Linked DNA regions of Homo sapiens: all the other regions are linked to region 3. The links are chromatin loops, found by intact Hi-C in ENCODE. Cell type or tissue: PC-3. All regions are shown on one strand.

Region 1 (8,000 bases), 220 kb before region 3:
AAACATGAAAAGCAATGGCCAGTCGCAGCGGCTCACACCTGTAATCCCAGCACTTTGGGATGCCAAGGCGGGCAGAAAACTTGAGCCCAGGAGTTCGAGACCAGCCTGGCCAACATGGTGAAACCCCGTCTCTACTAAAAATACAAAAAATTAGCTGGGTATGGTGGCGTGCTCCTATAATCCCAGCTACACGGGAGGCTGAGGCAGGAGAATCTCTTGAACCCAGGAGGCAGAGGTTGCAGTGAACCAAGATCGTGCCATTGCATTCCAGCCTGGGTGACAGAGTGAGACTCTCTCAAAAAAAAAAAAAAAAAAAAGACATGAAAAACAAGTGGCTCATATGGGTGTTTTAAGAAACTGTAAAAAAGAAAATAATTTTGCTAGAACTTTTCCCAGTCAAAAGGCTCAAGAATCAAGTGTTCAAACAATGTACTTAAGAAATTATACAAGAAATGACTTAGAAGCCATAAGTAGCAAGTTGGAAATTACTAACATATAAGTGGATGTTAATAGTGCTGGTTCACTGAATAAGGAAAATATTATGAAAACCTTACAACTTAGTACAGAAGTTGCCTTCATTATATAACATTACCCCTATGCCTATCAAATTAATTCTTCAATTTTGATATTTTTTATTTCTAGCATTTCTTCTTGATTCTTTTTTATACTTTCCATCTCTGTGGTCAACTTCCCCATTTGTTCATGCTCCCCTTTCCTGCTACATCCTTTAACAGAGGGAATAATTGTGATGGCAGTTACATGAATCCACATATAAGTTAAAACTCTTAGAACTATACACCATAAAAAGTCAATTTTACTTGTGTTAATTTACAAAGAATGAGATTCTGGCCTGTTTAAAGCAAAAATAATAACAATGTATAATAGAGTTAAGAGTGTATAAGGAAGTAAAAGACATAATAACAAGAGCACAAAAGGTGGAAACAAAATAGTGTGGTATATGAGGTATAATAAGTGTAATAAGTTAAAATTATAAAATGCTATCTCTAGGCTGGGCGTGGTGGCTGACACCTATAATCCCAATACTTTGGGAAGCTGAGGCGGGTGGGTCACCTGAGGTCAAGAGTTTGAGACCAGTCTGGCCAACATGGAGAAACCCCGTCTCTATTAAAAATACAAAAATAGCCAGGTGTGGTGGTGGGTGCCTGTAATCCCAGGTACTGAGGAGGTTGAGGCAGGAGAATTGCTTGAACCAGGGAGGCGGAGGTTGCAGTGAGATGAGATCGTGCCACTGCACTCCAGCCTGGGTGACAGAGCGAGACTCTGTCTCAAAAAACTACTAAACTAAACTAAAATAATGAAATGAAATGAAATGAAATAAAATGCTATCTCTAGAACAGTGTGTTCTCGAAGTGTGTTCTGCAGACCAGCAGCATCAATATTACCTGGGATCTTGTTAGAGATGAAATTTTTGGGCTCCACCCCAGGCCTAACTGAATCAGAAACTCTGGGGGTATGGTACCATGATTTGTTTTTCTGTGACTGTGATGCATGCTAAACTTTACAAAACATTGCTTTAGAGCAGGGGCTGGGAAATTTTTTTCTATAAAGGGCCACATATAAATATCTTCAGGTTTTGTGAGCCATGTAGTCTCTGTAGCAACTACCTAATTCTGCCATTGTAGCACAAATGCAGCTATAGACAATAAATAAATGAAGGAGAGAGGCTGTGTTCTAATGAAGTGTTATTTGTAAAAATAAGCAGCCAGCTGGATTTGGCCCGTGGGCTATAGTTTGTCTACCTCTGCTTTACAGCAACTATTCACACACAGATACAGCTAAAATGGTGAAAAGAAAATAAAAGGAAACATTAAAACATACAGACAGCCCTCACTTAGTTATATGGGACTCTAAAAATGATCATGCAAGCTGAAACTATGCAAAGCAGTTTTAATAACCAATGGGAAAAGTTATTATTGTTTTGTGACCTTTAATTATTTCTTTTCCTTTTTTTTTTTGTCAAAATATATTTGGTAAGGGGTGGAGGGGAGGTGTCTTATTGACTGGAAAGATGCACCAGGGAACTTTCTAGAGGTTATAAAAATGTTTTAGGTCTTGTTTTGGGTGGTGGTTACATGAATGTATAGCATTGTCAGCATTATACTGAGCACGAGATTATGAGTTTAATGTATGTAAAGAATATATAATCAAAGATTTTTTAATGATACAAAAGGTGTGGAATAAAGTATGCAGTTCACATTAGGTGACATTCTTATTGCAAATAAAACCTGATGTAAACTATGGGGTACTTCCCTGTATCCAAGGAAAAGAGGCGACAGGGCACTGTAGGGAGAAGAAGCAGTGAGGCCATGCAGCCTAATAGGTTGGGAGAAGGAGCAGTTGCATTTGACTAGAGTGAATATTAAGGAAGTGGCAGGAAATGAGGACAGAGAAGTTGCTAAAGACGCATCAGGAATGGCTTTAGGTACCAAGTTAAGGAATGTGTACTTTATCCTGAGGATGATGAGAAACTTCCCTAAGATATTTCAGGGCTTAAGTGTCCCTTTTCTTTTTATAAGGACACCAGTCACTGGATTTAGAGCCCATCTGATATGGTTGGCTGTGTCCCCACCCAAAATTTCATCTTGAATTGTAATCCCCATAATCCTCACGTGTCAAGGGCGGGACCAGGTGGAGGTAATTAGATCACGGGGGTAGTTTGCTCTATGCCGTTCTTGTGATAGTGAGTAAGTCTCACAAGATCTGATGGTTTTATAAGGGTCTGGCATTTCCCCTGCTGGCACTCACTCTGTTCTGCCATGCTGTGAAGAAGGTGCTTGCTTCTCTTTTGCCTTCCACCATGATTGTAAGTTTCCTGAGGCCTCCCCAGCAATGCGGAACTGTGAGTCAGTTAAACATCTTTCCTTTATAAATGATCCATTCTCTGCTATTTCTTCATAGCAGTGTGAGAAAGGACTATTACACCATCCTATCCAGTCTGACTTCATATTAACTTAACTAATGTAATACTTTATTTCCAAATAAAGTTACATTCTGAGATTCTGGGTAAATGTGAATTTTGGGGGCATACTATTCAACACACCACAACACCAAATAGTGTCCCCCCAAAATTCACGTCCACCAGAACTTCAAAATGTGACCGTATTTGGAAACAGGCTCTTTATAGATGTAATTAGTTACATATGAGGTCATAGTAGTTAGGGTGGACTCTAAATCCAACAACTGGTATCCTTATAAGAAGAGGAGAGGACACACAGAGAAATATATAGAGAAGAGGACCATGTAAAGACAGAGGTTGAGACTGGAGTGAAGAAGCTATAAGCCAAGGAGCATCAAAGATTTCCAGGAGCCATCAGAAGCTATGAAGAGGCAAGGAACGGTTTTTTCCCAAAGCCTTCAGCAGGAGCATGGGCCTGCCAACACCTTGATTTTGGAGTTCTAGCCTCTAGAACTGTAAAAGAAAAAATTTCTGTTGTTTTAAGCCACCAGTTTGTGATAATTTGTTGAAATATGCCCGGGAAACTAATGCAACGTTTAACCCACATTCTGCTTTCTGTGTTAAGCCTGTGGTAGTGATTTTAAGGCATGTCTAAATTTTCTTTTTTATTCCTCCCTTTAAGAGGTATAGCCTAATTCCTCTCCCCTTGGGTGTGGGCTGGACCTAATGACTAGCTTCTAATGAATAGAATAAAGAAGGAGCAAGAGGCTTCAAGTTTCCAGCCTTGGAGACCAGGTCAGAGATTGGCAAACTATAGTCCACAGGCTGACTGCCTATTTTATAAATAAAGTTTTATTGGAACACGCCATGCCTATTTATTTGTGTATTCTATGTGGCTGTTTTTACATGACAACAACTGAGATGAGTAGCTGTGATACAGACTATAAGGCATACAAATCTAAAATATTTACTATCTAGCACTTTAAGAAAAAGTTTGCCAAGCCCTGAACTAGGTCATAAGAAGCACTGCAGCTTTTTGCTTGCTGTGAATAACTTGCTCTAGGGGAAGCCAGCTGCCTTGTCATGAGGAGACTCAGATGTCCCTGCAGAAAGGCCCACGTGACAAGTAACCAAGGCCTCCTGCAAACAGCCATGTGAGTGAACAATTTTGGAAGTAGTTCCTCCAGCCTTCAGGTGACTACATCCCTGGTCAACTGCTTGACTGCAACTTAATGAGAGACCCTGAGCCAGAACCACTCACCCATGCTGCTCCGAGATTCCTGCCCCTCAGAGACTGTATGAGAAAATAAATGTTAGTTGCTTTGAGTTGTTACGTTTTGGGGCAATCTGCATGCTGCAGTGCACAAGTAGTATACTCATCTGTCCCTTCTGCAGTTTTCAATGCAACCTGCAAGCTGCTCTGTCTGTCTTATCTATGCCACAGGCTTTTGCTATTTTAGAAACATACTGGAAAACGAGACTTTTATATAAAGAAACTCCAAGATGACATAGACAAGACTTTTAGGAAACAAAGGACATTGGAAGGCAAGAATATTTTCATAATTCTCTATCTAATACAGTACTAGATATGATTATTGCTACTGATATTAGGTCTATAAATCATGCTTGAGTCACCAGGCAAGATGTTTGTTATGTTACTCACTATTATTTATACAAAAAGGAGTATTAGAGTATGCCATTATAATCTTTATTAGGTGCTTTTTGTAAATGTTTCCTGTAAATGTAAAGCAAGTTGTCTCTAGATGGAATAGTGTGAAGTTCTGTAGGTGTATTAATTTTCTCTTACTGCGTAACAATATAATCACAAACTCAGTGGCTCAAAACAATACACATTTGTCACCTCAGTTACTGGGCATGGCCTAGCTTTGTCCTTCTCTGAGGGTCTCACATAGCTTCAGTCAGGGCTGCGTTCTCTGGATGCTTAACTGGGGAACTCATAGACATAAGTTATTAACACCATTCACTTCCTTGTGGTTTTAGGGTGTGGTTGTAGTACCGAGAACTACAGTTTTTTTTATTTTGTTTTTTTCTCCCTGTTGGCTAAAGTCTGCCCTTAGGTCATAGAGGCCACCCACATTTCCTTGCCATGCGGGGTTCCCCAACATGGCCACTAGCCTCCTTATAGCTAGCGAGGGAAGGAGAGACTCCAGACAAATGCTCCAGTTTTATATAGCATATTCACATATTACGTGCACGTAATCATGTTCATCCCAGCACCTTTTCTGTATTATATTGATTGGAAGCAAGTATTACACTCAAAGAGGGGAATCACACAAGGGTGTGAACACGAGAAGGTAAGGATCATGAGGGGCACCTTAAGAGTTTGTCTGCCATAATGGGCCTGGAGATTACACAAATCCTACTTGCAGGGTGGAATTAATGCCTTATCAAAGATGGTTTCTGTACCTAAAAAGGCAACGGAGTGCCTTGTTTTTATTTTTTTCCTCCTCTGTGCTGCAAACGGACGACTCTCAGCAGGGTATGTTTATTTATTTATTTATTTGAGACGGCATCTCGCTCTGTCGCCAGGCTGGAGTGCAGTGGTGTGATCTTGGGTCACTGCAACCTCCACCTCCCAGGATCAAGTGATTCTCCTGCCTCAGCCTCCCGAATAGCTGGGACTACAGGCACGTGCCACCATGCCCAGCTAGTTTTGGTATTTTTAGTAGAGATGGGGTTTCACCGTGTTGGCCAGGATGGTCTCGATCTCTTGACCTTGTGATCTGCCCGCCTTGGCCTCCCAAAGTGCTGGGATTACAGGTGTAAGCCACTGCGCCTGGCTGGATATTTTTTAATGACTAGAAATGGAATAATAAAAATCAGGAGGGTAAAAGATATACATGATCCCAAAACATACCTTCAAACTGGAATGTACTGTAGTTAGAAACAGCTTGGCATGCAGCTAACTAGATTGACCTAAGCAAGGGCTTCCTGCCTGTAAGGAGCCAAAGGTGCTATTTTTAGGAGCCTAAAGGGAACCCATTTCCAGGAGATCAAAGATACAGTGGAAAAACATTTCTTATTTGTTCCAATAAATGTGATGGATCACAAATCTACCTTGCTATAAGATATGCATGTGTTCATTCATTTAGAAAATTGCTATTGAATGTTTCCCATACACAAGGCCCTTTGCTAGATGCTACCCAATTTTGCATATGTTGATGGAGTATGTCTGTGGGAAAGAGTGCCACCATCTACTGTCTATACCTGCTATGGGTCTGGGAAGAGGCATAGAGGCACATGTGCCTAGTATCTGCTAGTCCTGGTATATAGTGTTTTTTCAAGAAGTTTGGTGGTAAAGAAAAGGGGAGTGAATAGATAAGTCAGAAGGAAATTTTGAAAAGGAGAGACATGGACGGGCTTATAGGCAAAGGAGAAACCCAGCCAATAAGAAGAGACTTGATGATCTGTGACAAAAGAATCTGTTACATAATAGGTGCTCAGTTAATTATCTTACCCCTCTCCTTACACAGTTTCTCCTCACTTCTTTTTTCTTAAACATATATTACCCTGCTCTGCTATACACTATACATGGCAGTAGATACCAAACTGAATATGCACTTGACCCCTTTCCATTTATGCCCCATCCAACTTGGAAATATCATTAGCCATTTAATAATCACTTCCGCCCCCCTTATCAGCCTTTGGTCCTTCCTCCTCTGACTATGCCCAACACAGAGTACCGCCTTAATCGTATTTTCAGCTACCACGTTGATTGCTTTGCATCCTCAGTTAGGCCCTCATGGCTGATTGGTGGCCTTTCATTTCTAGCGACTGTTTCCCACAGTGGCTGTTGAAACCTCTCTTGCTCCATAGAATCCCAAATCTGTCACCTTTTCCTTTCACCAGGTGATCTGCCTTCTATAATGTTATTGGAAATGGGATCTCGCAACTTCATTTCTACTAATCTCATAATTTATTTTTTTTTTTTGAGACAGAGTCTCGCTCTGTCTCCCAGGCTGGAGTGCACTGCAACCTCTGCCTCCCAGGTTCAAATGATTCTCCTGCCTCAGCCTCCCAAGTAGCTGGGATTACAGGCATGCGCCACCATGCCCAGCTAATTTTTGTATTGTTAGTAAAGACAGGGTTTCACTATGTTGGCCAGGCTGGTCTTGAACTCCTGACCTCAGGTGATCGCCTGCCTTGGCCTCCCAAAATGCTGGGATTATAGGCATGAGCCACTGCACCCGGCCCCATTTCTACTAATCTCATCATCTTTTATTGCCATCTGCACTTTTCTGTTTTCTCTCAAAAAAGTATACACACACACATACACACACACACACACGTAAACGCATACACCTTCTTCCGGTTAAGGCTTTTCATTCCAAATCCTCCCACCTCCTCAATGTATATCTCAGCCATGACCATCCCTCACTCTAGTGAAAAGACACACTATCTATTACAGCATAGTGCAGGGGTCCCCAACCCCCTGGCCACTGACTGATGCTGGTCTGTGGCCTATTAGGAACTGGACTGCACAGCAGATGAGCAGCAGGCCAGTAAGTAAGCTTCATCTGGTATTTACAGCTGCTCCCCATCACTTGCATTATTCCCTGAGTTCCCCCTCCTGTCAGATCAGCGGTGGCATTAGATTTTCATAGGAGCAGGAAACCTATTGTGAACTGCACATGTGACAGATCTTGATTGCGTGCCCTTTATGAGAATCTAATGCCTGATGATCTGTCATTGTCTCCCATCACCTCCAGATGGGACTGTCTAGTTGCAGGAAAAAAAGCACAGGGCTCCCACTGATTCTACATTACTGTGAGTTGTGTAATTATTTCATTATATATTACAATGTAATAATAGAAATAAAGTGCGCAATAAATGTAATGCACTTGAATCATCCTGAAACCACCCCCTCCCATCCCGCCCCCTAAATCCATGGAAAAATTCTCTTCATGAAACCGGTCCCTGGTGCCAAAAAGGTTGGGAACTGCTGACATAGTGTATTACAGAATCATTTTCAGGCTATCTTGCTTAAATTAGAAGGGAAAAAATTGTAACAAGTTTTGTTTTTGTTTTACCTCACATACCTATTATTTATTTGTGGTGAAAT
Region 2 (8,000 bases), 98 kb before region 3:
ATATGATGTATATATATGATATGTATGAGATATATATATGATATATATGAGATATATATGAGATATATATATATATGAGATATATGTTTTTCTACCTGCCCCTGCTGGAGGCTTGGAGTACTTCTGTGGTGTCTGATACACAGAGAGACACTCTGCCTGTCACACAGATATTGAGGAATATCTTAGTAAAGGCATAGGTTTTTGTTGTTTTGATTGGAGTTCCTAAGAAATGATAAATCAGAGACTCCTGTCCTGTTACCAAAGTTCTAACACACCCTCTCTGATCCATAAACTTAGATCTCCCCACAACTGTGTCTTTAAATAGTCAGGCTTGCCCCTATTGTTTGTTACTATTTCTAAGAAATTATTATGTAAGTAAAGTGTTTGCTTTCAGAGGAAATAAGATGAGGTAGGAGGTTGACTTCATGGCATTTCCTGCATTCTTTGATACACATTCAGATCAATTCCCTTAGCACTATCGCCCATCTGTTCAGATACATGTAGGTATCGGGGCACTGGATGAGAAATCTTTATCTTCTGTTAGTAATCAGAAAAAACACTTAACCCTTTTGTGAAATGAAAGAGAATATAGTACTCGCTAGGAAATCTTTCGAACTTTAAGATATGGTTGCAATCACAGCTTTGCTTCTCCTTTTTTTTTTTTTTTTTTTTTGAGACGGAGTCTTGCTCTGTCTTACCCAGGCTGGAGTGCAGTGTCGCAATCTCTGCTCACTGCAGCCTCCACCTCCCGAGTTCAAGCAATTCTCCTGTCTCAGCTTCCCGAGTAGCTGGGACTACAGGCGTGTGCCACCACACTCGGTTAATTTTTGTATTTTTAGTAGAGACAGGTTTCACCACGTTGGCCAGGCTGGTCTCGAACTCTTCACCTCAGGTGATCCACCCACCTTGGCCTCCCAACGTGCTGCGGTTACAGGTGTGAGCCACCGTGCACAGCCAACTTTGCTTCCTTTACAATAAAACTGTACGTAGCATAATTTTGAAAAGCAATTTCTGATGATGGTATTAAGTCACAAGCCATTAAGACGGTCAATATAAGTTTACATATTTGGAAAAACTTCCAGTTCTGAACAGATGTTACTTAAGTCCTCCTAAAACGTCACTTCTGAAGCCAGTCACACATTTTGAGAACCTACCACTTGCAGAGCCCTGTGCAGGGCAGCTAAGTTGCCACAGTCGGGTTCCTCACCTGAACCGCTCCCAGATTATCAAGACACCCATAGCATGGAGCATTAAAACTGAACTCAGAAAAGGTTGTCTTGGGAAAAGAATAGGAAAGAAAAGGAGAGGAGAGAACAGGAGAGGAGGTCAGAATAGGAGAGAAGAGGGGAGAAGAAAACTGAGTACATTAAGCATCTATCTTAGCTCAGGCTGCTACAACAAAATGTCACACACTGGGTGGCTTAGAAACAGCAGAAGTTAGTCTCACGGTTCTGGAGACTGAGAAGTCCAAGGCACCAGCAGAGTTGGTGTCTGGTGAGGGCCTGAGTTCTGGTTTATAGGTGATGCCTTCTCACTGTGTCCTCACGAGGTGGAAGGGTGAACAAGCTCCCTTGGGCCTATTTGATAAGGGCACTTTTCTCATTCATGAGGGCTCTGCCCTCATGACCTAATTACTTCCCCAAAGCCCCACCTCCTAATACTGTCCCTTTGCAGTTAAGATTTCAGCATATGAATTTGGAGGGAACACAAACATTCAGACCATAGCAGCATTTTTTCATATTCACTTCTTCTTCTTCCACATTTTTCCCAACATAAAATTTCTCTTCTCCTTAAATAGCTCCAAATCTGCTATTTTGCTACCTCCTAGAATTTTCTCGGTATTTATAAGTCAATTTGTCTCTGGATCTGAAAGTGAGACTACCTCTAGCTAATATGAACTGGCTAGTGAGGTACTACAAATAGTAAGAGACCTTTAGTCTAAACTCCATCCTGTCACTTCATACTGTGTGGTCTTGGCTAAGTCACTCAGTTACACTAAACCTCAGCTTATTCACCAAAACAATGAAGATAATCCTATCTTCCCTTCCTTAGGGAGTTTCTGTGAGGAGCAAATGAAAAGATAAAACTGCAAATGCATTGTAGACCATCAAGAACAGTTGATTGTAAGATGTCATTATTCTTGGCTGGCCACAGTGGCTCATGCCTGTAATCCCAGCACTTTGGGAGACCGAGATGGGTGGATCATTTGAGGTCAGGAGTTCAAGACCAGTCTGGGCAACATGGCAAAACCAAGTGTCTACTGAAAATACAAAACTTAGCTGGGTGTGGTGTAATCACCTGTAATGCCAGCTACTTGGGAGGCTGAGACACAAGAATCGCTTGAACCCAGGAGGCAGAGGTTGCAGTGAGCCAAGATCGAGCCACTGCACTCCAGCCTGGGCAATAGAGCGAGACCCCATCTCAAAAAAAAAAAAAAAAAAGATGTCATTATGTCATTATTCTTGAGTTGCGTACGATAGCATAAAACAAAAACAAAGGTGCCATTATTCACCTTAATTTTTGTAGCTTTGTACTAAGTACAAAAATTAAGCCTCCTTTGGGTTGTTAGATTCTGGATTCTTTTTCTGATGAACTCCTGAGATGAATAAGATGGCAGCCAGGGAACTCCTATTGTGTTTGACTTTATCCTGCCCCAGTAGGGAAGACCTGGCTTTTTGGCAGGCACATTCTCTTTCTATAGTCCTCTTGTACCTGAGGCCTTGCCTCCTCCTGCCTGCTAAGATCCTCTCAACGTCAGTTATCAATCAATAGTTGTTAGCACCTGGTCTCCACTTTCCACCAAAACTTCGGTCAAGAGGTGCTGCCAAGAGTCCAGCTGACTCCTTCCTGAGAAAACGCGGCATTTGTTTTTCGTCAACAGCACATGTATAAAGATGTAGCCTATATGGAGCAGATGAACAAAGCAACCGATTTCAATACAATGTTAGATTCTGCCAAAGCTATAGCTTCATTGCTAGACAATCACCCATTTCTCCAAATAGGCAATTACTGTTCCTGGTATTCAATTACATTTGACATGAGTCTTTAGAAAACACTGTCACCCAATTCCAGATCCCAGTTGCCAGGTGGATCGTGTGCCTGGCTTTGAAGCTCTCTCACCCTGCTGCCTTTGCATCATTCTAGTGTTCTCTTGAGTGCCATTGTGACCGCCCAGAAATGCAGGGACTGGGAGTTGCGGAGACACCCCAACTGTGAGGTTAGACTCTGCTGCCTTAAAAGTAATCTTGTGAGGGAGCAGATACGTATGCAGAGGCTGGACACTCACATCAGGAGAGGAGTCGTGTGCCCAGAAAGGGTTGGACTGGACCCCACTATGGCTTTTCTGATCCCATCTGATTTCCCTCTAATAAGCCCCCCAAATCTTGCTTCTCTACTCCTTAAGCTAGGCTGGAACTGGCTCAATTTCTTTTTTGTTGTTGTTATTTACTTTTTAAAAAGTGTGGTAAAATAAAGATAGTATAAAATTTGCCATTTTAACCATTAAAAAAAATTTTTTTTTGAGACAGAGTTTCGCTCTTGTCACCCCGGCTGGAGTGCAGTGGTGTGATCTCAGCCCACTGCAACCTCCACCTCCCAGGTTCAAGCTATTCTCTCCTGCCTCAGCCTCCCACGTAGCTGGGACTACAGGCACCTGCCATCATGCTGGCTAATTTTTTGTATTTTTAGTAAAGATGGGGTTTCACCATGTTGGCCAAGCTGGTCTCGAACTCCTGACTTCAGGTGATCCACCCGCCTCAGCCTCCCAAAGTGCTGGGATTATAGACATGAGCCACTCCACCCGGCCGATTTTAACCATTTTTGAATGCATGACTCAGTGGCATTAATTACATTCACAATGTTGTGAAATTGTCACCACTATCTGTTTCCAAAAATTTTCATCACCTCATTCAGCAGTAACTCCCCATTCCCTCCTCCCCACCACCCCCGGTAATCTCTATTCTACTTTCTGTCTCTATGAATTTGCCTATTCCAGGTTATTTCATTTAAGTAGAATAGTACAATATTTGTTCGTTTGTGCCTGGCTTGTTTCACGTGGTGTGTTTTCAAGGTTCACGTATTTTGTAGCACGTGTCACAACTTCATTACTTTTTATGGCTAAATAATATTCCATGGTATATATACCACATTTTGTTTATCCGTTTATCTATTAATTTGACTTTATTTTGACATCTATACAGTATTCCCCACTTATCCGTGGTACATTCCATGACCCCCAGTGGATGCCTAAACCTTGAATAGTACGGAGCCTGACTGCTGTCCATCAGAACACGTTTCTTTTCATATCTTCCACCCACAAATGTAATGTCTCTTCTATCTTAACTAAGCTCTGTCTTTACTTTTTATTTTATTTTTTTATTTTTTGGAGCAACCCTATTAACTGATTAGCCTCTTATCAATACTGTGGACAGCAGGAGAGCAACGCTGGTTCTGTTCCAGGGTATCTCAGGCCTTGTAGTGAAACGATGGGAAATGCCCCTCCACTCCTAGGAAGGTGGCTTTGTCACAGGTCAGGCTCATGCAGGACTCCTCCCACCCTTAGCCTTCTCTCTCAGAGCTTCCTCGATAGCTGTGCAAATTGGCTGTGGGCTTGCCCATCCTCCCTTTCTTCATATGTGCCCAGACATGGCTGAATTGCAGATTAAGCTCAAATTGGAACTCCTTTTCCATGAGATTCTAAGTATATAAAATGGAACTCGAAATCAACAAGTGCCAGGAATAGGATACCTTCGGGGGAAACACATTATTCATCAGTACCTGGTGTTTTCCCATACGTCCTTTTTTCTGTTCACAGGAGGGAACTTCTTTTCTGGAAATCTACTTTCTTACAGATTTCAATCTTCAGAAAGTTCTCCTTGAGTTTCCCGTAATTATAAGCTAGATGTCAGGAGATTTATTTCCTCTAGAATTAAAACAAATCTCATCTGTGATATAAAATTCCTCACCACCAGAGGGAGGTACTCCTTTTCTCGTCCCTTCTTGGAGTATTTTAGTAGGATACAGTGACAGTTTTGCACAAAAGAGGATACTTCAAGACACAAATCTGACCCTCTTATTCTTTTTTGGTCTAACTACTTTCACTTGTCATTCTTTCGCCTCCTAAGGCTCAAATACTCCTCCTGCTCCATGACTTTGATCTGATGATTGAGAGAATAGCATTAGCAGGGGCTCAACCAAACTTTCGTTTACAGCTTAGATGCTGTCAAAGGCCCCTATCAAACAATGCAGTAGTGTATTCTGATGAGATTGGGCACGTTCAGGGTGGTATGGCCATAGACTGCAGTACTGTATTCTGGATCTTGGCTTTCTAATGGCATTGTTGGATAGATTTGCTGCCTGAAAGTCAACCAACCAACAGAAACTTCTCTCCAGTGTTCAACCTATATGTGGGAAAATCTAGCATATTATAGAATGATCATTTTTTGCATGATTAAAATATAATTTCCTCTATAAAAATAGATGAGAAACAGCTAATTTGGGGAAAACCTTCTATAAATCCACAATTACTTAAGAATAACTACTTACTTGATCCAGAAAGATACTCTTTCTATTATTGTTGTACACTTAATGAGAGCTACTGTCTTTTATTTTATTTTATTTTTTTAATTTTTTTTCTGAGATGGAGTTTCGCTCTTGTTGCCCAGGCTGGAGTGCAATGGCATGATCTTGGCTCGCTGCAAGCTCTGCCTCCCGGGTTCAAGCGGTTCTCCTGCCTCAGCCTGCCGAATAGCTGGCATTGCAGGGGCAGGCCACCACACCCAGCTAATTTTTGTATTTTTAGTAGAGACAGGGTTTCACCATGTTGGCCAGGCTGGTCTTGAACTCCTGGGCTCAAGCAATCCTCTCACCTCAGCCTCCCAAAGTGCTGGAATTCCAGGCATGAGCCACCACACCCACAATAGCAATTAGGGATTGCTATTATTTTTTTTAATTTTAAAAATATATATAGGCAAGGATGTAGAGAAACTGGAACCCTTATACACTGTTGGTGAGAATGCAAAATGGTGCAGCTAACATGGAAAACAATAGGGAGACTCCCACCAAATTCAAAATGGAGCTACCTGACGATCTGGAGAGATACTTTTTAACATGAATCTAAAGGTAGTAGAATAATTTCAGGAGAAGATTATATAGATACATTTAGTTACAAATCTAGCCTTCACTGGAAATTATGTCTCACTGGCTTCTGGAGATGGAAGATAGTCTATACATAATATGAGGAAACTTATTTTCACTGTTTGTTTCTCTCTGTGGCCTATTGCCTGTAGGCCATATTCCAGTAGTGGTTTTTTTCTACCCCCTAAAATTTAGGTAAAATTAGCTTGAAATTTCATGCCCTGTGGAAAGCTCAATGTCCTTTCTAATACTTCTGTACATTTCTGGGAGAGTGATAATTTCATGGCTGCTCTGCCTCTGCCTTCCTAAAATTCTTGGTCCCCACCCCTGCTGCCTTGTGGTTGTGCCTTTATCTTTGTCCTATATTGACCAAACATTCAATTCAGCACCTTTCTTTAAAAAACAAAACAGGGCCGGGTGCGGTGGCTCATGCCTGTAATCCCAGCACTTTGGGAGGCCAAACTGGGTGGATCATTTGAGGTCAGGAGTTCAAGACCAGCCTGGACAACAAGGTGAAATCCCGCCTCTACTAAAAATACAAAAATTAGCCGGGTGTGGTGGCACGTTCCTGTAATCCCAGCTACTCAGGAGGCTGAGGCAGGAGGATCACTTGAACCCGGGAGACAGAGGCTGCAGTGAGCCGATATCACGCCACTGCACTCCAGCCTGGGTGACAGAGCGAGACTCCGTCTCAAAAATAATAATAAATAAATAAACAAATTTTTTTTAAAGCAGTCATTCAAAGCCTAGGTGAATGTCAGAGACCTCACTGAAAGTTTAGAAAATTTAAAGAAGTTTACATTTTGAACAACTTCAACCATGTATTAGACATCCATCCCTGCTCTAAAAATTTTGTCAAACTACTAGATTGCTTGGCCATACTCTCTCTTTCCTCCTCCTCCTTCTCTCCTTTCTGTTATTTCCCTCAACTCCAAATTCCCGTATAGCTTCTTATATTTCTATTCTAATTTCCTGCTGTTCATGCCTGTAGGGTCTTCTACTCTAGGTATTTTCTCAAGATACTTTCCCAAACAAAGCCTAGGAGGAATTCTGGGCCCAAAAAGATGTTCGTAATCTCACATGCACACATACGTTTCCATGTGGTTATCAGAGCTGTTTTTTTCTGGCCAGGCGATCTCAGCCACCATCTTGCCTTAAAGTGAACTCTTTTATTCCAAAAGTGATGGCCAGCATGCCGGCTGTGATGTTCCTCATAGCCAGTGCTGGAGGAAAACTCGGAAAAACACAGCATCATATATTGGAGTAGAAATATAGAAGTGGGCTGGGGCGTGGAGATATAGTAGCAGGAGATATTTTGCTATTAATCAAATCATATTTATTGAACATCTATTCTGAAAAAGGCTCTTCAGTAGAAGCATGCAGGGAAAAAAAATCTTGTACGTGACTTTATGGATATATCAGGGATTGAAACTCCTGGAATTTATCAAAATCTAATTTGTCCTTACCCAGGCTGAATGGAGAGAAGAAGTGAAAAAACATTTTGAGAAGATCAAAAGTGAAGGAACTTGTATACACCGGTTAGATGAAGAACTGATTCGAAGGCGCAGAGAAGAGCTCAGGTCAGCTCATCCCTCCTTCCCCACCTCCCTTCATCCCCAGGTCTTCAGATGTTAACAGGCACCCTTATCATAACCACCATTTCACTTTCCACACACCTTTCACCTCTGCTTTTTATTGTTATGCTCTTTAAAAGTTGCCCCAAAAGTTAGCCTTCCTTTGTATCTCTTTCCTATCCTTTCTTCCCAACTCCATTATCCTCTTTTATTAGGTCTCTGCAACAAAGATTCTTGAAACAATGCTATTTAATCATTCAGCCAGTGTCCTAGGTGCCATGCAATTCCAGA
Region 3 (8,000 bases):
TAAGAAAACATTTCATCCAAAGCATCAGGCAAAAGCAATTAGTCATTTAGCATTGTCTACCTGAAGTATGGGTTTGTGAAGTAATAGTACCGCTCATATAAGTTTATCTATTAGTTCTCTTCATGTTCCCACCCCATTTGAGTAGCAGGAGATTCCTTTGCAGGAAGTAGATTCTAGCAATGCTTCCCAAGAAGTCAGTAAGTCAGAATCACCTGGGGGCTTTTAAAAGTACTGTGTGCAGATTTCTGTGTCACACATCAGACCTAATGAATACCAAGACTGCCTAGGGCTGACTTATTATACTAACCTGAGTTCAAATCCCTTGTCTTCCACTAGCTTAGTTGTGTAGACTTAGGCAAAACATTTAAGTTCTTTTTTTTTTTTTTTTTTTTTTTTTTTTTTGTGAGACGGAGTCTCACTGTCGCACACGCTGGAATGCAGTGGCGCGATCTCGGCTCACTGCAGGCTCCACCTCCCGGGTTCACGCCATTCTCCCGCCTCAGCCTCCCGAGTAGCTGGGGCTACAGGCGCCCGCCACCACGCCCGGCTGATTTTTTTGTATTTTTAGTAGAGACGAGGTTTCACCGTGTTAGCCAGGATGGTCTCATCTCCTGACCTCGTGATCCGCCCGCCTCGGCCTCCCAAAGTGCTGGGATTACAGGCGTCAGCCACCGCGCCCGGCCCGCCGCTTTCTTTTCTTTTCTTTTTTTTTTTTTTTCAGACAAAGTCTCACTCTACCACCCAGGCTGGAGTGCAGTGGTGCAAGCTCACTGTAACCTCGAACTCCTAGGCTCAAGTGATCCCCCTGCCTCAGCTTCCCTAGAACTACAGGTGTATGCCACCACGCACGGCTAATTTTGTGATTGTAGAGGTGGGATACTTGCTACATTGCCCAGGCTGGTCTCAGAACTTCTGGATTCAAGTGATATTCCCACCTCAGCCTCCCAAAGTGTTGAGATTACAGGCATGAGTCACCGTGCCTGACCCAACATTTAGGTACTTAAAGTCTGTTTTCTTAGCTGTAAAATGAAGATAATAAAATCACACATTTCACAGGGTTGTTATACGGACTAAATGAGATATTACAGCTAAAGTCCTTAGCACTGCGCTAAGGTGAGCGCTCTGGCAGCTTGATAACTGTTGTTATTATCTAGCTGGCCACACATCTGTACCTTTCCTATCCAGCAGAAGGCAGGCTGCACAATGTTGAGAAGAGAGACTTAGACAGGACTTTTAGGACTGGGGGCACCCTAAGTCTTGGGTCTTCAGGTGAGAGACTTCAGTCACCACTTCAGCCTGTTTTTGGTTTTGGTTTTGTCTCCTGCTTGGAGAAATAAATTAAGGAACTGTGAATAAGTGAAACCAAATAGGTCGGGTGTGATGGCCCAGGCCTGTAATTCCAACACTTTGGGAGGCCAAGGCGGGCGGATCACCTGAGGTCAGGAGTTCGACACCAGCCTGGCCAACATGGTGAAACCTCATCTTTACTAAAAATACAAAAGTGAGCCAGGCGTGGTGGCAAACGCCTATAATCCCAGCTACTTGGAAGGCTGAGGCAGGAGAATCGCTTGAATCTGGGAGGTGGAGGTTGCAGTGAGCCAAGATCGCGCCACTGCACTCCAGCCTGGGCGACAGAGTGAGACTCTGTCTTGACAACAAAAAAAAAAGAAAAACCAAATAGATGGCCTGTTAGCCTGTCTATTTTTCGCTCAGCTTTTGTTTAGTTTAGAGAAAAATTTGCTTTTATTGCTGTAAGCTTTACTAATTTGAAAACAACTGCCCTCTGGAACAAATGGAGACTTGTTTCACATCTCTTTTAGGAACCTGTTAGGGAATTCCTTGCTCCCTGTTCAATCAGTGTACTTGCCTGATAAATATTTGTTAGGTCCTGTGAGTTTTAAGTACCATGCCAAGTGCTTATCTACACAGAGCTAATGTACATTTTCCTGGAAACTATCCAATTATAGGAAAGGGAATCATTTCTGTTGGGAGGATTCTTTGTGTTACTTTTTGTTGTTGTTGTTGTTTTTGAAACAGGGTCTCACTCTGTCATCCAGACTTGAGTGCAGTGACTCCATCACAGCTCACTGGTCTTGACCTCCTGGGCTTAAGGGATTCTCCCACCTCAGCCTCCTGAGGAGCTGGGGTCACAGGCACATGTCACCATGCCCTGCTAATTTTTTAATGTTTTTGTAGAGATGGTGTCTCACAGTGTTGCCCAGGCTGGTCTCAAACCCCTGGACTCAAGCAGTCCTCCCGCCTTAGCCTCTCAAAGTGCTGGGATTACAGGCATGAGCCACCGTGCCTGGCCTCTTTGTGTTACTATTAACGATTTTCCTGCTGGTGGGCACAGAAGGTCTCTAACTTCTTAACGTGCTCCTTTCTATTTTAGGCTTTCAGAACAGCACAAAAATCGATGGGAGAATCTGTCCCTTATTTTTTTGCAATAGTGAGAAATATCAAATATAAGAAAACATAAAACATTCCCGAGAATGGGGAGAGGAGAGGCAGGGAGGAGAGGAGAATGGGTTTGACTGTAGAAGAATCTTTTAGTTGGCCAGGCTCATGCCTGTAATCCCAGCACTTTGGAAGGCCGAGGCAGGTGGATCACCTTTGTCAGGAGTTGGAGACGAGCCTGGCCAACATGGTGAAACCCCGACTCTACTAAAAATACAAAAGTTAGCTGGGTGTGGTGGCAGGTGCCTGTAATCCCAACTACTCGGAAGGCTGAGGCAGAAGAATTGCTTGAACCCAGGAGGTAGAGGTTGCAGTGAGCCGATATTGTGCCATTGCACTCCAGCCTGGGTGACAAGAGCAAGACTCCATCTTAAAAAAAAAAAAATCATCTTTTAGTGATGAAATAATTGTGTATCTTAATTGTGGTAGTGGCTATGTGGTGGTGGACAGGTGATAAAATAGCACAGAACTACACACATTTACATGTGAAACTCTAAATGAGATCTGTGGATTGTCAACCAGGGTCAATTTTTTTGTTTTGCTTATTTTTATATTGATTTTTTATTTTTTTGAGACAAGGTCTCACCCTGTCACCCACCACAACCTCCAACTCTTGGGCTCAACTGATCCTCCACCTCAGCCTCCTGAGTAGCTGGGACCATAGGCACAAGCCACTGCACCTATTTTTGTAACTTTCTGAGAACCAATAATTATTTTTATTTTCTTTTAGTTTTCTTTTTTTTTTTTTTGTGACAGTCTTGCTCTGTAGCCCAGGCTAGAGTGTAGTGGTGCAACCTCGGTTCACCACAACCTCCGCCTCCCAGTTTCTAGCTATCCTCCTGCCCCTCAGCCTCCTGAGTAGCTGGGATTACAGGCATGTGCCACCACGCAGAGCTAATTTTTGTATTTTTTAGTAGAGACAGCGTTTTGCCATGTTGGCCAGGCTGGTCTCAAACTCCTGGACTCAGGTGATCCACTCTCCTCGGCCTCCCAAAGTCCTGGGATTACAGGTGTATGCCACCAGGCCCGACCCAAAAATTATTTCAAAATAAAGTTTTCCAGGCTGGGCGTGGTGGCTTATGTCTGTAATCCCAGCACTTTGGGAGGCTGAGGTGGGTGGATCACCTGAGGTCAGGAGTTCGAGACCAGCCTCACCAATATGATGAAATCCCGTCTCTACTAAAAATACAAAAAAATTCACCAGGTGTGGTGGCTTATGCCTATAATCCCAGCTACTTGGGAGGCTGAGACAGGAGAATTGCTTGAACCCAGGAGGTAGAGGTTGGGAGGCAGAGGTTGTGGTGAGCTGAGGTTGTGCCATTGCACTCCAGCCTGGGAAACAAGAGTGAAACTCCGTCTCAAATATACACACACACACACACACACACACACACACACACACAAATTAGCTGGGCATCGTGGCAGGCGCCTGTAATCCCAGCTACTCGGGAGGCTGAGGCAGGAGAATCGCTTGAACCCGGGAGGTGGAGGTTGCAGTGAACCGAGATTGCGCCACTGCATTCCAGTCTGCACAACAGAGCAAGACTCAGTCTCAAAAAAAAAAAAAAAGAACTTTTCCACAATTTTAAAAGATGAGTCAACTCATAATCATTTGAAATAATTTATTCAAAAGTATTCTAAGAAAAAGCATTTCTTCATTTCCAATCAGTTAATTACTATTTTCTCAATTCTATGACCTCCTGATTACAACTCAAGAATACCACAGTTTTCCTAGTTTCCAATCTAGAAACCTATGGGTTTTTCTTCTTCTTTATTAAACCTAGAAGTCACTTGCTACAGAGAACATATTTAAAAGGTACAGGCAAGCTTCCAAACGCATGGACAGGAAAAACAGGTATGAAGTGTAATGGAACTAAGGGGTGGAGATTTTATAACTCTCATTTGTTTCAACAGCCAAGAAAGGTGACCTACGTCCCCACCCGCCCAGGTCTAGGGCTCCAAGCTGGTATATGACTCACTATAACACCCTTTGGTCTTCCCTTCCACATCAGTGACCCTGCCATTTCTCACTTGCAGTCCAAGTTTGGAAAGATAAGTGGGTTTCTTCAATTCATATCCTGCAAAGAGATAAGGGTAACTTTCCCCAATTCCATTTATTTGTTTCATTTCATCATTCCCTCATTTATGGAACATTTCTGGAGCTCTCAGTACAAGAAATAAGGAAGAAATAGAACATGCTCCTTCCCTCAAGAAGATAGACACATTAACAATGAAAATGGTAATAATAATGCTAATATAGGCCAGCATGGTGGCTCATGCCTGTGATGCCAACTGTGGGGGGCGCAAGGCAACATAGTCAAGCTTATGTACAAGGCATTTGAGGTCGGGGCATGGAAAAATACTGAGGCGCTGTGTGTATGTTATTTGTGCATGAGAATGAAACTCGACCCTGAAAACAGGACAGGGAGTGGAGTGTGTGGTGTGATAAGGAACGCTGAAAACAGCCTCCTGAGAATGCAGTTTGAGTGCTTTTACAAGGCCACAGGTGCCTCACGACCCGACCTCAAAAACGCCATCTAGTGGATGTTTGTGGTTTAACAAGCCCTTTCAATAAATACTTGGCGGACGGATGCCGGGGCGGACTCTCTTAGAAGAGCTACCCCGCAATGCCGGGCGCGGTGGCTCACGCCTGTAATCCTAGCACTTTGGGAGACGGAGAGGGGTGGATCACGATTCAAGACCAGCCTGGTCAAGATGATGAAACCCCGTCTCTACTAAAAATACAAAAAAATTAGCCGGGCGTGGTGGCAGGTGCCTGTAATCCCAGCTACTCGGGAGGCTGAGGCAGAGAATTGCTTGAACCCAGGAGGCAGAGGTTGCAGTGAGCCGAGATCATGCCACTGCACTCCAGCCTGGGCAACAGAGCGACTCCGTCTCAAAAAAAAAAAAAAAAAAAGAAGAGCCACCCCCCATTCTAACTGGCGTGAGATGGTATCTCATCGTGGTTTTGATTTGCATTTCTCTAATGACCAGTGATGATCTTTTCTCGTGTCTGTTGGCTGCATAAATGTCTTCTTTTGAGAAGCGTCTGTTCACACATCGGGGCCTGTGGTGGAGTGGGGGGCTAGGGGAGGGATAACATTAGGAGAAATACCTAATGTAGGTGACGGGTTGATGGGTGCAGCAAACCAGGGCACGTGTATACCTGTGTAACAAAACTGCACGTTCTGCACATGTAACCCAAAACTTAAAGTATAGTTAAAAAATAAATAAGAGCTGCCCCCCGCCCCGCTCAGCTGGAATTGTCTGAGAACCCATTTCGTGGCATTCATTGTAAACTATAAGCTCTGCAAGTGGTGTCCCCGACATGATCGCCTTAAAGTTACGTGTGAAGGAGGAGAGCTCATCAATTTTCGGTGAATCTCCACCTGAAAAGAATTCAGAAGATTTAAAGGGAGAGATTCCTGACTCCTATCAGGAGGACACGACCCACACGTAAAATATCAGGTGTTGAGTTATCATGGGTCAGGAAATGACCAAAGAACAGAAAGTTTTTTTTGTTTGTTTGTTTGTTTTGATATGGAGTCTCGCTCTGCCGCCCAGGCTGGAGTGCAGTGGCGCGATCTCCGCTCACTGCAAGCTCCGCCTCCCGGGTTCACACCATTCTCCTGCCTCAGCCTCCCGAGTAGCTGGGACTACAGGCGCCTGCCAGCCTAGTAGAGACGGGGTTTCACCGCGTTAGCCAGAGTGATCTCGACCTCCCGACCTCGTGATCCGCCCGCCTCCGCCTCCCAAAGTGCTGGGATTACAGGTGTGAACCACTGCGCCCGGCCCAGAAAGTATTTTTAAAACAGTGCAACAGCTATTTAAGGCTGTCCAGTGCACTGTAGAGCCTGGAGCTCTACACAAGCTCATGCTTTTAATTCGGCAGGAATGTCCTTGGTTTCCTGATCAAGGAACCTTAGATTTAGAGCTATGGGAGCAGGTAGGTCGCTGCCTGAAAAGAGGATATGAGCAAGGTCATTTTACTAATTTTACTATTTTGACCACCTGGGCGCTGGTACACTCTGCGTTGTATCCTCTTTATCTGCCAGATCGCGGTTAGACGGCCCATTATCTCCACCTGAAAATAATTCAGAAGATTTAAAGGGAGGGATTCCTCTCTCCACTTCATTCCCTTCTATGGGGAATAAGGAAGAGATTTTTTCTAGTGAGGAAAGACAGGAACCAGAACAGCGGGGGCGGGGCAGTGCTCCTCTCTCTACTTCATTCCCTTCTGTAGAGAGGCCTAAGGAGGACATTTTTTCTAGTAAGGATAAGGCGACCGGAGCCTTTTCCTCCCCCTATAGAAAACCCATTGCCCTCCTTTCCTCCACCCTTCAAGGGACCTGCGTTTGTTGGCCCCGTTCGTTCGGCCAACAGCACCTCCCATCCCCCTTAAGGAGACTAGAGGCCGCCCAAGGGACAGTTCTTAGATAAGACCCCCTGGTCAGCGAACATCGGTATGATCGGGTGACCACGTCTCTCAACCAACTTCCCTGCTGGAGGGGTGCCTCCAGGAGGGAAGGAAAGTGGCTGATTATGATTGTCCTCCTAATATGCAAGTTCCCATTTCCTATTTCCAGCATCAGCCTTTCTGGCCTTGTCTTTTTTCTGTTTTTCTGGAGTACGAGGGGAGTTTGCATGCTGCCTCCTGGGTTTTATTCCAGCTAGCTGTAGCTTTCTTGCTGCCTACAGAGGCCTGGGGCAGGAGAGTTGCTAAGATGCCAGGGAGTGCCCATTTGGTCACTGGCAGTCTGGGCAGGTTACCCCTTTCTGGGTTTATGGTGACGGAGGGGAGGCCAAAAGGCACAGAGCAGGCAGCTCCAGCCAGGTCCTGAGGATCCGCCTCACCACGGTCACGTGCCTTAGTAACTGTGCCCAGGAAGTGGCCTGCTGCTGCTTTTCCTACTTCTGCCCTTCCCTGCCACCCCTCGCATGTCTCAGTTGACAAGCAATTTGTTGTCTTCCCTGGCCCCCTAGGGAAAGCGGTAAAAAACAGTCCATGTGCACCCCAACCTTACTAGCCTAAGGTGGGCAAAGGAGTGTGAAGCAGCCTAGAGTACAGAGCCCTGGGGGAGGAGCCCGCTAATAAGGGGCGCTCTCCTGTAGCCATATATTAAATGCTAACTAGGCTAAGGTGGAGGAGCTCTGCCAGCTGCTGTCATCTTCAGAAGACAGACACAGCAGTAAGGAATGTTTGTTTTGCTTTTTTATAAAATGTTTAAAAACACTGTGGCTAAGAAACTTCAAAGCAGACCCTGTGCTGCATGTGTGCTCCTCCCCTAAGCCCCTCTGCTTGGGGGTGGTAAAAATAATAAAAAGAACATTTTCAGTACCTTACCTAACAGGGTTGGCTCCAGGCGTAGGTGGCCTAGAAGATAAGGGGAGTGGTTTTCTCCCAGCCTGTTACTCTCTTGCCTCCAGCCTCCGCGCTTACACACACACTTTACCACCCTGTCATTCTCTAGCCTCTTACTGCCACTTGTAGTCTTCCTTCCTTCCTCTTAGGGTAAGGACAGCAACAAGTGGCAGGCTATTAA

The links. A loop is a pair of places that touch in the nucleus more often than their neighbours do. Peaks named below come from ENCODE experiments on the same cell type or tissue, not always from the same donor. Only the 100,000 strongest peaks of a DNase experiment are listed, where the experiment ranks them.
Region 1: a loop joins it to region 3, with 4 times the contacts of the local background. A loop is called at or near these places in 33 of 110 quality-filtered maps.
Region 2: a loop joins it to region 3, with 6 times the contacts of the local background. A loop is called at or near these places in 8 of 110 quality-filtered maps.

What each region holds. Positions count from the first base shown.
Region 1 is chr3:185,338,031-185,346,030 of GRCh38, forward strand. It overlaps a transcript of MAP3K13 not described here. Among named protein-coding and RNA genes, the nearest start is that of MAP3K13, 21 kb to the right of the region's middle. In PC-3, no CTCF peak of the experiment used is centred here; a DNase peak (open chromatin) is centred at 4,031; H3K4me3 peaks cover 1,299 bases; H3K27ac peaks cover 3,055 bases.
Region 2 is chr3:185,455,945-185,463,944 of GRCh38, forward strand. MAP3K13 (mitogen-activated protein kinase kinase kinase 13) reads left to right here. Exons shown (of 14, transcript NM_004721.5): 8 at 7,606-7,715. It overlaps LOC124906312 (a long non-coding RNA gene), which reads right to left. Exons shown (of 3, transcript XR_007096202.1): 2 at 4,777-4,921; 3 at 659-2,901. Among named protein-coding and RNA genes, the nearest start is that of TMEM41A, 39 kb to the right of the region's middle. In PC-3, a CTCF peak has its summit at 4,986 (motif pointing right); no DNase peak of the experiment used is centred here.
Region 3 is chr3:185,554,210-185,562,209 of GRCh38, forward strand. No RefSeq gene overlaps it. Among named protein-coding and RNA genes, the nearest start is that of LIPH, 5.6 kb to the left of the region's middle. RefSeq lists an enhancer at 620-1,295. In PC-3, CTCF peaks have their summits at 4,883 and 5,086; DNase peaks (open chromatin) are centred at 4,352 and 5,032; H3K4me3 peaks cover 1,848 bases; H3K27ac peaks cover 1,776 bases.